Linked DNA regions of Homo sapiens: region 2 is linked to region 1. Evidence: chromatin contacts called from ENCODE Hi-C or POLR2A ChIA-PET data. All regions are on one chromosome and are shown on one strand. Each heading gives the region's core, a stretch centred on a gene start or an enhancer-like site at or near the end of the contact. The rest is flanking DNA. Distances are from core to core; before and after follow the strand shown.

Region 1 (7,930 bases), core at 3,623-6,122:
TGTTGGCCAGGCTAGTCTCGAACTCCTGACCTCAAGTGATCCACCCACCTTGGCCTCCCAAAGTGCTGGGATTACAGGCATGAACCAGCACACCTGGCCACTTTTCATTCTTAAAGTATTTGTTGAGCATCTATAATGTGCTCTTAAGATATTGAGATGAACAACACCACTTAGTTCCTGCCCTCAAGGAACTCACAGTTTAATCCATCCATATAGACAATGAATGATAGTACAGGAGTCTAACTGTAATCGGAGCTTTGTACAAAGTATAATGGGACCCAGTAGAGCAAGCAACTAAATTTGCTTTGCGAGTCAGAGAAAGCCTCAGAGAATGGGTGACATATACTGGATCCTGGAGATTAAGCAGGCATTTTCCGGTGGAGAAGGAAACACTATAGGAACGAGGCACCAGAAAGGCAAGACTCAGATGGCATGCAGTGAGCATAGAGGAGAGATGGGCCACTTCTGTCGGGCTGGAATGTGAGGAAAGTGCAGAGGAGAGGGGAGGGGAGGTGGTGATGAATGAGTAAGGCAGAGAGAAAGGTGTGAAGAGCTTGAAATGTGGTAAAAAATCAAGTTGTGACCAGAGTATGAGCAATCTGGAAGGCCATCCCTGGAAATATTTTCATGGGCTAACTTCTCAGACAGAGCCTTTCCTATACTAGAGTGTTATGAGGACCTGCCAGTGTGATGGAGTAAACACCTTCCTTTCCGTGCCTAGGGTCAGGCACAGGTGTTCTGTGGCACTCACCTTGGGCAATACTCAAGGGCCTTCAGAGGGTGATTCTGAGTACCTGAGGACAGCATTCCTTTGTGCCTGGAGACATAGCCTGTCACAGGGTTTTTTCTTTCTTTAATAATTTATAAAGTGTCTCCTTTTATCTATAGAAACATAAAGCTTTTAGACCTGGCAAGGGCCTTAAAGATGATATAGTCCCAACCCAAATGTAGGGCCCAAGAGGAAATATCACTGAGGTAATCAGGGACAGAGCTGAATCAGAATTCAAGTCTTTGTACTTGAAGATCATAAAGATTTAAGGAATTTTTCTTTTTCTTTTCTTTTTCTTTTTTTTTTAGACAGGGTCTCTCTCTGTCACCCAGGCTGGAGGGCAATGGCACCATCTCTGCTCACTGCAACCTCCACATCCCAGGTTCAAATAATCCTCCTGCCTCAGCCTCCCAACTAGCTGGGACTACAGGCATGCACCACCATGCCTGGATAATTTTTGTATTTGTTATATAGGCAGGGTTTTGCCATATTGCCAAGGCTGGTCTTGAACTCCTGGACTCAAGCAATCTACCCGCCTTGGCCTTCCAAAGTGCTAGGATTACAGATGTGAGCCACTGCACCCGGCCTTAAGAAACTTTTGATATAAAAATAATACCACAGGGCAGTTAGAGTAAGCATACAATAATTTTGTGAAAAGAGCATGATCATTGTAGCAATAATCTGAAATAAAAACATTCTAGCTGATTGAGAACTAAATTTAATTTAATGTAAATTTAGTTCTGAGCTTCCTGGCAGCCAAGCAAAGACAGCGATATGATGGTTTACATGTTTTATTTTTACCTGGCAAAAGGTAGCGTAGAAATAAGGGATTTAGGTTTTGACTAGGATCAGATGAAACTGGGCAGCCTTCAGTAATTCACTTCACAAACATGCAGATCCAACAGAAGTTCCTGGAAATTCAGTCTTCAAGGAGCTTATTGTCTAGTGGAAGACAAACAGTTAAAATCCCATATGGTAGATTCTATGAAAGTGGGAGGCAAAGGCTGCTGAGGGAGTGTGGAAAGGAAACACACAACACACAACCCAGGATGAGAGAGGCGGCTTCCCAGAGGGTCGTGATTATGATGTGATTATCCACTGAATCTCATCCTAAGGGAGAAGGGGTCTGTTGGGCAAAGCAAAGCTTGGTGATGGGGAACTGTGTTCTTAGCTGAGGAGGCACTGCTGTGCATTCAGAGAGTCAAGAAAAAGCATGGTGGGTCTGGGGAGTTGCAGGTGTTTCATGTGCTCAGACTAACTGGAGTGATATTCAGGCAGCTGGGTAGAAAGTGGCAAGTGAGAGGCACACACCAAATAAACGCTGCTCATTATGACTATACCCCTCACTCCCAACCTTCCTGCCAGAGATGAGCACATCTTCATTTTCACCTGCAGACCTGTTCCAATTTAAGAAGCTAATGAGCACTTCCCTTTCCTTCAGGACTAAGGCAAGTACTAATCTAGCTGATTTCTGTCATTTGAACTTTAGTGAGAATAAAAAGTCGGGGACAGGTTTGGCTCTGGGGAGGGAAGGGAAGACATGGATGTGTGATAGGTGGGTAAGAGAGGGAGACCTCCAAACGAGGCCTGGAAGACAGACTGAAATGCATCCCACATTAGTGGCATGTGTCTCCATCCACTCCAGGAGTCCTCTGAAACCACAGAGGAGTGAGCATTATTGTCAACGATGATTAAATGATTGACCCCTCACAGATTAAATGCATGGTTTATCTAGATGTTTCTCTATAGGCACAGTTAATTAAGAGGGAACGGGATGTCATATCGGGAGGCATAAAGACTGGGCAGGAAGTGGGTGTGTGGGGAAAAGGAGGCAGTTAGTTCACAGCATGCCCCCGGTAATGGAGACTGGGGTTGGGGAAGGGGCTACATACCGTGTGTGTGAATTTACCACTTTGCCTAGCTCAACCTTGGTCAACATTCAAGAGTAAACTTTTGGGGAGCAGACCTGCCTCAGGGGTCATCCGATGTGGTCCTTTTTATTATTTCATTGGCTTCACATGATTACCCTGGGAGAGAGGAAATTTCCTTACAGATGACAAAATCAGGGCTGAAAGACGAAGTGGCTCCCTGCAGGGCTCAGCAGGGTAAGAAGTCCTGTCTGTCTCTGTCTCAGATCTGTGGCCCTTCTCTGTGCCCACTCCTACATGCCCACCGTGGAGGCCCACCCCTTCTGTCCTCAGCTCCTGCAGATGCACAGGGGCCCTTACTGGCTCCCACTGTGTGTGCCTTCCCGACTGCTCACATGTTCCGCCCAGACCCCAGGAGAAAGACCTCACTGCCAACTCTTCTGCACTGCAGGTGCCTTCTGCAGTGCTTAGAGATTCTGAACATATTTCCTTCTCAAGTAAACCATGCTGGACTTTTTGGATAAACTTAGTGATTTTAAAATGATTAAATAGGTAACTGCTGGGAGAGATCTGGAAGCATTCTTCTAAGGTGTTGATAAAATGTAAATATATTTTTAGAACAATCTTAGAGCTTATGCTAAAGATGAACTATGTAAGAAAGTTACCTTCTTCAGCCACTTGTAAATAGCAGTGTGGACCAATGCTTTGGATCCTCTTCCACAGGAGAGGAGACAAGATTGGAGGAACCAAAGAACCATGGAATTAGGGACAAATGGCTCAGAACAGTGCTCTGCAGACACATGCATCTGTACTTTGCTTCCCAGAAGCCAAATGAAACTGTTGGAGCTTGGTGGGCTCCAGGCCTCAGGGGGAAGACCACCCTAGGCTTTATCTTTTCCTCTGCCCTTCCTGCCTGCTGTTAGCCTCTCCTCTGGACCAAAACTCCCTTTAAGGGGAAAACCTCCTCTTTGAAGCCCACAAGATACGGTGAGGATTACTGCCTTTTTCTGATTTCCAACGTGGGTTTTTCATTAAGCAAAGAACAATTAGAAAACCCACACATAACATAGGGTATTCAGTAAGTTCAGGAAAGTGTTTTCCACCATCTCTTTGCCCCCATTCCCTCCCCAGCGCTTGGCTCAAGGTCTGGAGCTTGAATCTGCATCGTCTTCCTAGGTGCTTGCCTGAGGTGAGTGGTCAGCGGGTGCTGGCTTGGGGGCAGCTGGCAGGGCGTATGCTGCGGGTAGGAACCCAGGGAACACTGGGCGCCTTAGCTTGGAGCAGCTGGCTCCGAGGAATTGTTCCACGTCTGCACAACTTAAAAATCTGCAGTTTGGGGGCGGGAGGGGGAGCGCGGGGGTGGGTCCCGAAGCGTCCCATTTCTCCTCCTGGCTGTTAACTGAGCGCTCTCGCTCAGTGCAGCGAGGCCAGCGATGCCTTCTGGACCACACGCTGTCCTCGCCGAGGTCCTGGTTTGTTCCTCAACGTCGGCTGAAGGCATCGTCCCCTGACTTCCTCTTCCATTCGTCCTTCCGAAAGGGGACCCGACTGGTTCCTCTTCTACATATGAGGCGCATCTGCTTGGTGCAAATGTCCAAGCACCTCTTCTGACTCGGTGAGTGGAGGAATAAGACAAAGCATCTTGTTCTGCACTGTGCCTGAGTCTTCAGGCAGCGGGACCGATGGCAAACATTGGCAGGAACTGGAGCTATATGTACTCTCCTTCGCACTTTGTTTTAAAACAAGTTTGGGCCTCGCGATTTCCTGAGGAAATCCAGGCAAATTAGCAAAGTGTCGCTTGGGCCGCGACTTTAGAAAGGCGGTTGCCCCAGCCGCCGGGGCCGCGGGGGAGGTCATCTTTTTCCCGCAGGGCCACGGCGCTTCCGGCCCAGGAGGGCGCGCAGGTGGGAGGCGCGGGGCGCGCTCCTGGTCCCACCCGGACAGCGCCTGCCGCTCCGGGGTGACTCTGCACTTGGGCCTGGGCGGGGGCGCGCGGCCGGCAGGGCAGCATCTAGGTCTATGGGTCTGTCCGCCTGTCTGGCGGTCGGAGCCCCGCAGTCCTCAGCCGCCCGCGCCCTCGGCCCGGGGCGCCCGGCTGCGGGCCCGAAGCGAGGGGCTGGCGGAGCTGCGACCAATGGGGCGGCGGCCGAGCGGCGGGCCCCGCCCCGTCCCGTCCGGCCCCGCCCCGCCCGCAGCTCCCGGGAGCCTCGCTCTAGCGGGGCGGGACCGACGGACAGACCGGCCGACGCGGGCCACCCCGCTCTCCTCGCCGCCGCGGCGGCAGGCGCGGGGCCGCGCCGCGAGGCCTGATCCCTGCAGCGCGGGCAGGCGGCGTCGCAGAGCGGAGCTAGCTGGATGCGTCCGGACTCCTGCAGGTACCTGGCTGGCGTCCCCACCTCCCTGCGCGCTCCGGAGACTTCTCCGGGCGACCCTGCAACTTTACCGCGCCTTCCCCCACCTTTTGCTGCCCCAGTCTCCTGTGGTCCAGGTCGCGGGTGCACGACCCCGAGGGTCTACGGCCGCAGAGCACTTTCCGTCCTTCTGGGCGTCTGGCCCGCGGCGCCCGCATCCTCTGGTCCCCAGAGCCCGCCGTCGCTGGAGCCCTAAGGCTCCGCCTGTTGCGTGAACTGCGGGCTGTTGAAGCGGTGGCTGGGTTGATTTGAAAGCCTCGGGGAAGGTATTTAGGATCAGCTTTCGGGGAGTGGGGTGGGCTATGGTCAGGGGGAGGACCACCTGGAGGCGGGAGAATCGATGAGCCGAAGAAAGGCGGCACCTCGCGTAGGGGCATCCCCGGGGCGTTTCCTTGGCCGGGAAGCCGTTCCTTCCCTTCCTCGAGAGGAGGCGCTTTCCTGGCGCTTGTAAATGCTTCCCGGGCCGTCTGCTCCGCCTTCTTTGTCATTCCTCCCCTCCCCTTTGCCCTGCAGCTGTGCTAGGCGCCCCGCGACAGTTGCAGGGAAGAGCGAACCCAGGGCCCTTGCTCTCGTGCAGCGCTGCGCCCTGGGTGGGGACGGCGTGAGGCTTGCAGCGCAGGTGTGGAGTCACTTGCGGACTCTGCGTTTGGATCAGTGGCAGTGGTGGGGAAGGGTCACCCCGGGGTCAGGAACTCCTCTTTTTTTTTTCGCGCCTTTCTGGGTGGCTGCCCGACCTCCTGAGGCACCTTGGCTAGCAAGCGAGCCAGTCTTGCCGGCAGGGGCCGCGGCGAGCCTGGCTGGGCGCCTTTCGCATTGCAGGGCTTGTCCTGCACCCCCAACCCCGCTCTGTCCCTTCTCGTTCATTTGGAGAAAGGAGCACCTTTTGCATTCTTGATGTCTCCCCCCGGTTTTGTCTGGGGAGACCGAGCCGAAAGCTTCACTCGGGTGGCCCGCAGCAGGGGCAGAGGACAGCAAAGAGCTACCTCCACCTGCCAAAATGACCCAGGGGCCCTGGTTTGGTGCCAAGGCGTGAAGTGGGGGGAGGGGCGGTAGGTGTTCCTTACGTTCCTGCCGGAGAGTAGCTTTGTGGTTGGCCCGGAGCCTTCGTTCGGGTTTTTTGTCTTTCACCCTACCCTCTGAAAATACTGGAGCAGATGAGTACAAACAGTTCAGAAGCCTTTCCTGTTTCTTTCCCTGTATTTACTCAAGCGATTTGCGTAACCATTCACTTGGAACTGTGTAAGTCACTCCTAGTTGCCCCCCTTCTTAGACTATTTGCAAATACCTGCCCAGGTAAACAGGAAGCACGCACCTATCTCTTAGCTGAAGGCATATGCCCTCGTGCTTTGTCTTCCCTGCATATCTGGAGCCGAAGAGGTGGCTTTGATTCTCTAGCTGAACTTGGTGTAATGTGCAGGCTCCACTTCTTACCTGGGTGGTGACCTTCTTGAGGAGATTGACTCGTTCAGTATGCATTTCCAACCAGCCCGCCATGGGCCAGGCCCCAGGATGCACTCGGGGACAGACAGCAAATGGATGATATAATTTCTGCACCCAGTCTAGTCTGTTCTTTCTTTCTCACCAGCTTCCCTTCTTCTCTTGTTCTAATATTATGTTTGTCGTTTCTGAACTAGGAATTGTCAATATTGGGATCCGGAGAAGGTCATATGAAGGTGCCATAGAACTCTGAATCCAAAGCATGTTGTGAATATACTAAGGAGACTTGCGGGATCAGTATTAATTGAATCTTTTGTCTGACCCATAATTGCCTGAATAGAGCCATTGATGAATGCAGCTACGCTAAGGTTTTGCTGGTCAAGTGTATGAGGGCAAATTGGGAGGTCAGAAGCAGTCTTTGTTCTGTTCTGAAATATTATAATATTAAAAATCCAAAGCTCTGGAGCTTGAGTTTGCCAGCAAAGCACCAACTGAGTATCATCATCTTCTTTTAAGAAGGAAGGGGGAGAGTGGGAACTGCAGCTCCCTCCTGTCTTCAGTGGGTTTTGCCCTTCACTGTAATTCTTCACAGACGTGCATCCCTCTGTTCTACCACCCATCTCAATCTGCCCTGTGTCTGGCATTTGCCATTGGAATGTGTGTCAGCTTTGAGAGAGTAGGCACCACAGGGTTTTCCTCCTCCTTTTCCTTCTATTTTTTAATAGATAACATTTATTAGCTGCATACTATATATCAGATACTCTGCTAGGCACTTTTCCAGGCATTATCTCATTTAATTCCCATAACAACTGCATGAGGATGTGATGCTTGCTTTCTTCACTGCAGTATTGCTGTGGGAGCCAGCAGTAGATGGAACCCCCCAGGTGCATGTTGAGTCAGATGGGAGGCCAGTGGGAAATGGTGGGCCTGAGGTCTCACTAGGAGGAAGGACGACTCTGCAGGGTATGTTGAAGCAGAGAAGGTGGGTGTGTTTATTGACTCTGCTTATCAGGTGTCAGGAAAGTGCATCTTCCAGAGTGCCACCTGTGTGAAATACCCACAAAGAAACATCATAGAGAAGAGAATAGGATGTGGGGACCCAGTTTCCAGCTGTGATATCTATTTCTTTATGGCTCCTTGACTTGACATGTCATTTTGCTAATCTGGGTCTTGGTCTGTTTAGCTGCACTGACCTAGATCTCTAATATTTGTTGTTACGCTGTACTAGGCACTAAAAGCTAAAAGCTTTTACATGTATGAACTCACTTCATCCTGATGACAATCTTAGGATGGTAGGTTCTATTATCACCGTATTTTACAGGAGGAAAGAGAGACAAACTGAGTAACTTGTACAAGGTCACCCAGCCCGGAAAAGGTGAAGCTAGGATTCTATCCCTTGCAGTCTGACTGCAGAGCCACTGTGAGATTCAGTTTTCCTCATTTAT
Region 2 (7,930 bases), core at 1,817-4,316, 420 kb after region 1:
CATAGTATACATATAGTATACACTATACTATATATAGTATACTATATATACTCTATATAGTATATATAGTATACTATATATAGTATATATGTATACTATATATAGTGTATATATATACTATATATAGTGTATATATATACTATATATAGTATATATATACACTATATATTGTATAGTATAGTGTATATATAGTATAGTATATGTATATATACACATGTATACATGTATATATGTATACTAATATATACTAATATATGTATAAATATATATGCATATATACACATAATATATTTGATATATAATGGATGTGTATTATATAATAACTGATATATTTGTGGGTTTATATGTACACACGTAATATATACACATACACACTTCAGTGTGTCAAAAGTAAAAAACTAAGCAGAGACTTCTTGCAAACACAGAGATTTTTAGACAAATATTCAAAGAGGAGAAAATATATATAACCAAGGTATCTGTTAACGAGAAATTATTTCAGTACTGATACTGTTAACCTAGAAAGAATAATAGAAAAACTGAAGAGTGTATTCTACTACCACAGAGAAATTATAGTGTTAAACAGGCAAATGTAGCTAAATCCAGAGAAGAGAAAAATGTATATTTCCTGGGTCCTGATCTTTCTGCAATACAATTTCTTGCTTAAATGTACATCCTTTCCATTTCATAAAATAAAATTGTCGTAGTATTTATTGAGGAATTCGAATAGAAACGCTTGGTGATTATAATAGTATCCTCTTCCTGAGCATATCAAAATCAAAAGGGCCAGAGAAGGCATGCATGCATTCTCCCTCTTTAGATGTAACCCCGCCCAACACATCCAGCATGTGGAATACATATGATTATGCAGAAGCACCTCCCTCCCTGTACTGATAGTTTCCTCCCTGGATGTCGAATTTACTCATTCAATCAAGAGTGAGTTCCTAAAAAGGGAAAAATAAGAACCTGTCTCTGTCCTGGAGCCTGGCACAGTCCAGTGAGATGAAAGAAATAGAAAACAGCTTATTAGTACACTAGGCAATAAGCCTATAGCAGGAAAAACTAGAAAATTCCAGATGAAATCAGAGGAGAGAGTGATGGACTCTGAAATATTGTGAGAAGATTGGACTAAAGAGTTGACATCTGAAATCGGTTTTGATACATTACAGGTATCTTATTAAATTCTCCTATTTTGCCTTCTCCATCTCTCACTCTCTTTTTCTTTTGCTCTGTAATACATGTGGTAAAATTATGTAGCCCTTTTAAAATGCTTCGTAGTCATAATGTTATTTTTAATCTTTCTGCATCTGCTTTGCTTATGTTCTTATGAATAATCTTATTAATACATTTTGCCAAAGCTATCATATCTAGATGAACCTGTGAAGCATGAATTGAGCTAATGTGCCCCCAGAAGGCATAGCACAGGTTTACAGTAATGTTATAGGACTCAGTGAACATAAATATTTTTGTAATAATAATAATAGATATTCAACAATGTAACAGGCTGCTGTGGAGAGTAGTAAGTTCTTTATCTTCATAACAATTTGAGTAATGCTATACTTCTATTAATGTGGGATCATGTTATATTGACTTTAGTTTAATATAGCTACAAAGTTGTTGGTTGGGTCTATGAGAAAATCTTTACATATATTTACTTAATCATCTTGACCTTTTTTATTCTCTCTTTGGACATAATTCTACAAGTCATGACTTTGATGATAATATTTCAGGACCAATGACAGTGATTTTCATCCATGGTAACATGGATGTTGATTTGGTACTAAATAGCAGCAACAACAAAAAGATTATCTGCAGAGATATTATATAATATGTCCAATTGATCAGTCTAAGTTTCAGAGTTGAGAAGGAGAAAGACTAACGTATATTAAGCAACCCACTGTACTATCTCATTCCATCCTCCCCCCAAAATGTGTGGTAAATATTTTGTTCATACATATATGATATATGTGTGTATATATATGTGTGTATATATACAAGTGAACACACACATAATACTTTTACAAGCTGTCGATTATATGTTTACGAGTGAGGAAGTGAAGGCTTAAAATAACTTTTTCATGGTCACATTATTAGTATTCAGTCCCACTTATGATTTCAAATCTCATTGCCTTTCTACTCATAGAAGATAAAATAAACAAAAAAAGAGGAAAGGTTGTATCTGCATAGGCAAAAATAAGCATGCAGTTTAACCAAATTGAAAAAGGAGAAATGTGCACTTTTATAGAGAATGGAGGAAAGACATTACTGAGAAAGTAACTTATTACCAGCTATATTTGGTTGTTTAAAAACACTTTGCCTTGTAATAAAAATTATATTTATACGTACATTGAATCTTTTTTTCTTTTTTTGAAGACAGGGTTTTACTCTGTCACCCAGGCTGGAGTGCAGTGGAATGATCATTGCCCACTGCAGTCTGAAACTCTGGGGCTAAAGTGGTCCTTCTGCCTCAGCTTCCCAAGTAGCCAGGAGTACAGGTGCACACCATCACATTCAGCTAATTTTTTCAAAATATTTTGGAAAGATAGGGTCTTTTTATGTTGCCCAGGCTGATCTCAAACTCCTGGCCTTAAGCCGTCTTCCCACATTGGCCTCCCAAAGTTCTGGGATTACAGGCTTGAGTCACCATGTCCAGCCTACACATTGAAACATTGAATCTTTATTTTCTCAAAATGAGCCTGACCCAGTTTAGGTTATCTCCTGAGGTCAAACAGTTATGAGCCAGGACAAGAGGAAGTCTGTCTGCTTCTGTCAATGTGTAATCAGCCTGCAGAAATTTCTGGAATGCTGGTGGCTGAGATGCCTTTGGTGTTACTCAAGGAGTGTCTTATCTGTAAGACTACTTTTCTAAAGGAAAGGGAAAATAATTCAACCTAAACTTTCTGAATTCACAAAGATTAAATGAGGACAGTGTTGTTGTGGGGTGAATGAAAAATGAGTACAATAGTAAAATAATATAAAGGGAACTAACTCTAGGGTAAGTCCATCAAAATAATTACGCATAAAAGCTCATGAAACAAATACAGGCTTTGTAGGAATAAACGCTGTTAGAACGCCTGAACAATACCTTTGAAATAGTTGCATAATCGTTGTAAGGAAATTAGGCGATGGCTTATGCATATTTCATGAAGCCTGTACGTCGCCCTGTCTAGGCTTGTGCACACACTTACGAATGAACAGCAGCCAAAGCACTCACTTTTGCATTTAATAGCAGTGTAAATCTGATCTGCAAATGTATCCCCACACTTTCTCAATATGCTTTTCCCTAATTTTTTTTTCCTGTAGAAAATTCTACTCATCCTTTAAAGCCTCAGACATAGCCTTGTTGGTAGCTGGTAATACATGGATTACTGATTTAAATAAAAACAGACTGAATTTTGCATGTTTCTAGTACTATTGATAAACACGTTTTGGATTATCCAATTTTATGAACTACAATAGGTCTTTTCTGTTGTAAAAGAAGATCTCTTCTGAATGTAGAAAAAAAAAAAGCTGCAGAGCCATCTGTTAAAGGTATACTGAACATGAACTCTGTGTGAAGTAGTGACAAGAACACTAGCCTGATGGTTAGGAGATATTGGTCCTTATCCTAACTCATCATCGATTCCGTGTGCAACTTTTAACAGACATCTTTCCTGTTGTTTCTGTTTGTACGACTTAGTCAGGAAAGATACCTTGTTAAACGTTGCACAGAGAGTGCAGCTTAACTTGCAGAGTAAGTTGCTTACTATACAGCACATTTAGCTTCTTGCCTTTTCAGATAGACTGTGGTCAACAGGCATTGTTGTGCATCTTTTATGTCCAATAACACTCAGCAGTGTGAGGTACCTAGAAGATACTAAGATATTTCGCTTTAATTGATTTAAATTAATTGGATTTTATTGTTCTCCTGTGTGGACTAGAAAAAACCATCCTTGCTCTGCATACTGCACACTTTGTTCTGTGGCAAATCATTGCATGTGAGGTTATGTTAGGGGAAACAACACATAAGGCATTATGTAAACAGACAGATCGGGGCCAGCATCTTCATCTCAAGAGAAGCAGATCTGACTTATATGGCCTAACCTGTGAATTCAGTAAAGGGAAATAAATCCTTTGTAGGTTGAATAACAGCAACCAAAATACCAGCTCTAGAATCTGCGTGTTGAAACCTCACAATGCTGCAGCATTTTTTTCTGCAGGAATATTGCATCTGAGCTTCTCATCTATTTTTCTGCCTTCATGTATGGGTGTCTCTGATTGATTCATAAATATGGAAAGTCGTTGTCCTTATTTAGAATCAGGACCATGTCATCTTTCCCTGTTATACAATGCTGTCTCACAGGGGCACAACACTTTCACCCACAGTGTTGCTGGAGCTTCACAAAAACAGTGATTCAAGTAAGGAGATTCTCCATATTTTTGGAAGACAAACTCAATAAAATGAATTGATTTGCCAATATCAAAAGGCTGCTTAGTATCAGAGCCAAGATAAAAATAAAGGATGCTTGATTCCCAGACCTCGTCATGGTTCTTTCCCACCATAGTACCTTGGACTTGAAAGGAAAAACTGGTTCATGTGACATAGATCCTTGAGATCAATTACAGCCCATCTCCGGTGTCCATGTTTGACTTCACATTAGTGACCTATAACTATTTAGTTACATTCTCAGTCTCCTGAGTTTCAGTTTGATGCCTTGGTTTACTTCCAGAAAAACCCACAAGGTAGATGATAAGCCATTAGGGAATTATGTTCTTACCACTCTAACAGCAGCTGTTCAACATGAGGTTATACCATCTCTCAGCAGGGACATTGGCATATGATTACCACTCTAAAGACTTCCAAGGATCTTTTTTCTCAGGACCATCCTTACATTGGAATATTTGGCATTCTGTATCTTCTAGAAATGTAGATACATAAAATTTTTGTTAGGTTGGGATCTTTAAGAAAGCTATGTTTATAATATCTTCTTAGAGAGGGCTCCAGCCATTGTAGTCTCTATTCTGACAACTCATCTTTTCGTATTTTAAAAAATCCCCAAATTATTATGCTAGTATCAGCATTAAATTTCTTTCCTGTCCATCCTCATAAAATAACAGATGTGATTAAGTCAATATTTTGGATACTTTAACATTATCTGATTCATTTTCAGACCAAGTGAAGCTTTATCCAGATGTTCATGACTTTGATCTAGAATGGATGGCAAGTATATTTATCAAGACATTAATTGTCTTCTAACCACCAGCTCTTGCATATAACCACGTCATGAATAAAAACTTTAAAAATCAAGTTATTGCCAGTCTAGAAATATGCAAAATATTTTGTTTCCTTACATTGATTATAGACTCTGGTTAATGTTTGATCTAGAATGAATAGGTGATATCTTGCATATCACTGGTTTTCCAGAATCTTTGAAATATATATTTTTATTTCTAAATAGACTTATTCAGAAACATACTTATACATTTAAAGAATGTATAAAATAAAACAATCTGCTTTGTAGCAGCCTTGGTTGCATCACTTTTGTGATAATATATGTAATAAATTTATTAAGGTAAGACTGTTATTTTTCTTACTCCTTCCTATTTCTTAGTAGTGTTATGTGCACAAAATGGATTCTGATGATTTTAACAAATAAATATGTACCACTAATATGTGTAAGCAAGTATTCTAGGTTCCTCATGAACAAGTATCAGTGCTATATAATTTATTTAATTGTATAGATAATTCAGTATGTAGATGTAATTATGACCAATGTTTATAATGTGTTGTGTGCTTCAGTTACTGTCATTTTACTTTAACCAACTACAAAATCTTAAAAAGTGTGAGTCAGAAGCTGAGTGCTAATTGGTATTCTAGGTTTTCAGAACGGCATAAGAGTAGAATAAATGTCGTTGCCTACTTTTAAGGTACTTGTCACCTATATAGGGTGAAAAACCAAGAACAGGTCAATGCCCTTTGGAGCTCCAGGCCTTACCTTGGGAGGAACATTAAGCACAGGGGATTTCATCTTTTAGGCCTCCATGACATTGTTCCTGGCACAGAAAATTCTCTTTATCATTTGCTGATAGACAGGGAAGGTTGAGGGACAGAACAGTCCTGTTCAAAAGCAGGGTCAGCTAAGAGGGAGGCCAATAATATGGCCTGGAGTTTTTGGCCACCAGCCTCCATCGATCCTTCTGGAAGGCCAAGACTATTGGCTATATTAAACTGATCTAAAACAAGCCCTATGATCCCAATTACATGTCCATGAAACATGAAACTATAATATGATATAATATATATTTTCTATATTTTTTCTATATATTTTCTATATTTTCTATAATATATATTTTCTTATTAAGCTTTTTGTCAGGAACACTCACACTAGTGTTTCCTTTTCTAAGTATTAGGGCTCCTTCCATGTCCAAGTCAGCCTCCCTATGCTCAGGCCTGGGAAGCCTCTCCTTCATTTCCATTGACTGCTCCAACTTCCTCTCTTCTCTATGAGAGGTTTTATAACTAAGATGAGCCTACAGAGTGAGATGTGATACTCTACACATGTTCTTTCTTGCTGCCCTACATTATAAGCTTTGTAGGAGAACATATGGTAAAGGAATATAAACATGCAAAAGTGTGCTCCCAAGTTCTCACCAAGGACTTACCAAGTTCTCTTGGTGTCTCTCTCCAGCCTGACTCTTTCTGAGAGGTTAATGTTTGTTTTGATTCTCTTGAGGGTAGTATTGACTGCTCTCTTCCCCAAACCCTTGAGCCTCTTTCATCCTAATTTTGAGGAGTTTATGTGAATTATTTATGCCTTATTGTCCTTTTATATAAGCTTGAAGTTGACGTACAGACAGAACAATGTCTATGAACCTAATTTTATGAACAATAAAATCACAGGAGATGGACCTGGTTACTGAAAGGAAACAAAGCTATTTGTCTGAATATCATTTACGGAAAGTATACTGGGTGCCAGAAACTGGTTTGGTGATAGCTGGATGAATAGGACAAGGCCTTTGCTCTCTAAAAATTTTAGATTTTTGGGAAATAAGTGAAAAGTAAATTACATGTTGGAAATAAGAAATTGAAGTGTTTTGGCCTGGAGAACAGAAGCCTGGGAGCAGAGGAGGGAAGGGAAGCATGGTAGCTGTCTTCAAATAATGGCTGAATAGTCTTAGACAAAGGAGCTAGGAATGGTGATTAATAGGAGCAGATAATTCTGATACTGCTTAATGTACTGAAGGCCTTTCTAAATAATCAGAGCTGCTTGACTTTGAAATTAGCTCCAGTGAGATGTGATGAGCTTCATCTCTGCAGAAGAGGTGATCTCTCATTGAGACATTATGGGAATCTCAGGGGTGCTAGTGGGGCCCCAAGATGCTATTAATCTACTTAGGCTGTGTTTTGTATAACTTTCTGACCTGGGCTCTCAGAACTACAGGGACTGAGTGGGAAACTCTTGAGCCTCAAAGCTAATTTCTCACTTATGATTTCTATCCCAGTTTATTCACCTCGATGTCGGCCTTTCCAAAGTAGCACTTCTATTAAGCATTGTAAAAACATTTCCAGAAATGAATTTTCTTCTTAAATCTATTTTTCTAGCCTCCCTTTGGTGAAAAACCTTGTTTCTTTTGGTTCTTTAATATTCAGCCTTTGTTTTGACTCAGTGTATTTTGCAGTGTTCTAATCATTATTTCTTTGCTACTGTTAAATTACCCCCAATCCCCAGACTTTGCTAGATAAAAGATTGATAAGTATTTTTATTGGAATGCCATAGTCTCTAAACTTCAGTGACTTTGTAAAGTTTCATCAGAAGTGAGGCTTCTGAGTTTTTAGTAAATATAAATACTCATTCTCACTGCTGCTTAGAATTTCACTGATTACACTTTGGAACTGCATAATTGTGTAATTAATCTTGAGAGTGTCAGAATGCATATTTTTAAAAGTAATTTC

What was found. A loop is a pair of places that touch in the nucleus more often than their neighbours do. ChIA-PET counts read pairs that join two places held with the same protein, here RNA polymerase II (POLR2A).
Region 2: a map of endothelial cell of umbilical vein shows a loop between it and region 1 (2.2-fold over the local background). The contact joins the enhancer-like site here to the promoter of KCNS3 in region 1. A Hi-C loop is called at or near these places in 1 of 168 maps with a recorded cell type or tissue (endothelial cell of umbilical vein). POLR2A ChIA-PET finds 5 or more read pairs at or near these places in 1 of 52 experiments (PC-9).

What each region holds. Positions count from the first base shown.
Region 1 is chr2:17,873,795-17,881,724 of GRCh38, forward strand. It overlaps KCNS3 (potassium voltage-gated channel modifier subfamily S member 3), which reads left to right and starts at 4,873. Exons shown (of 3, transcript NM_002252.5): 1 at 4,873-5,012. It overlaps LOC124907737 (a long non-coding RNA gene), which reads right to left and starts at 2,768. Exons shown (of 2, transcript XR_007086226.1): 1 at 1,571-2,768. RefSeq lists silencers at 4,484-4,643, 4,654-4,853, 4,944-4,993.
Region 2 is chr2:18,296,890-18,304,819 of GRCh38, forward strand. LOC105373451 (a long non-coding RNA gene) reads right to left here. Exons shown (of 4, transcript XR_001739301.2): 2 at 4,755-4,895. Among named protein-coding and RNA genes, the nearest start is that of RDH14, 260 kb to the right of the region's middle. Within about 2 kb of position 3,067, at least 4 of the 41 ENCODE cell types and tissues checked have a DNase peak (open chromatin) inside an H3K27ac peak, as active enhancers do; they include PC-9 and endothelial cell of umbilical vein, where a contact is called at or near this core.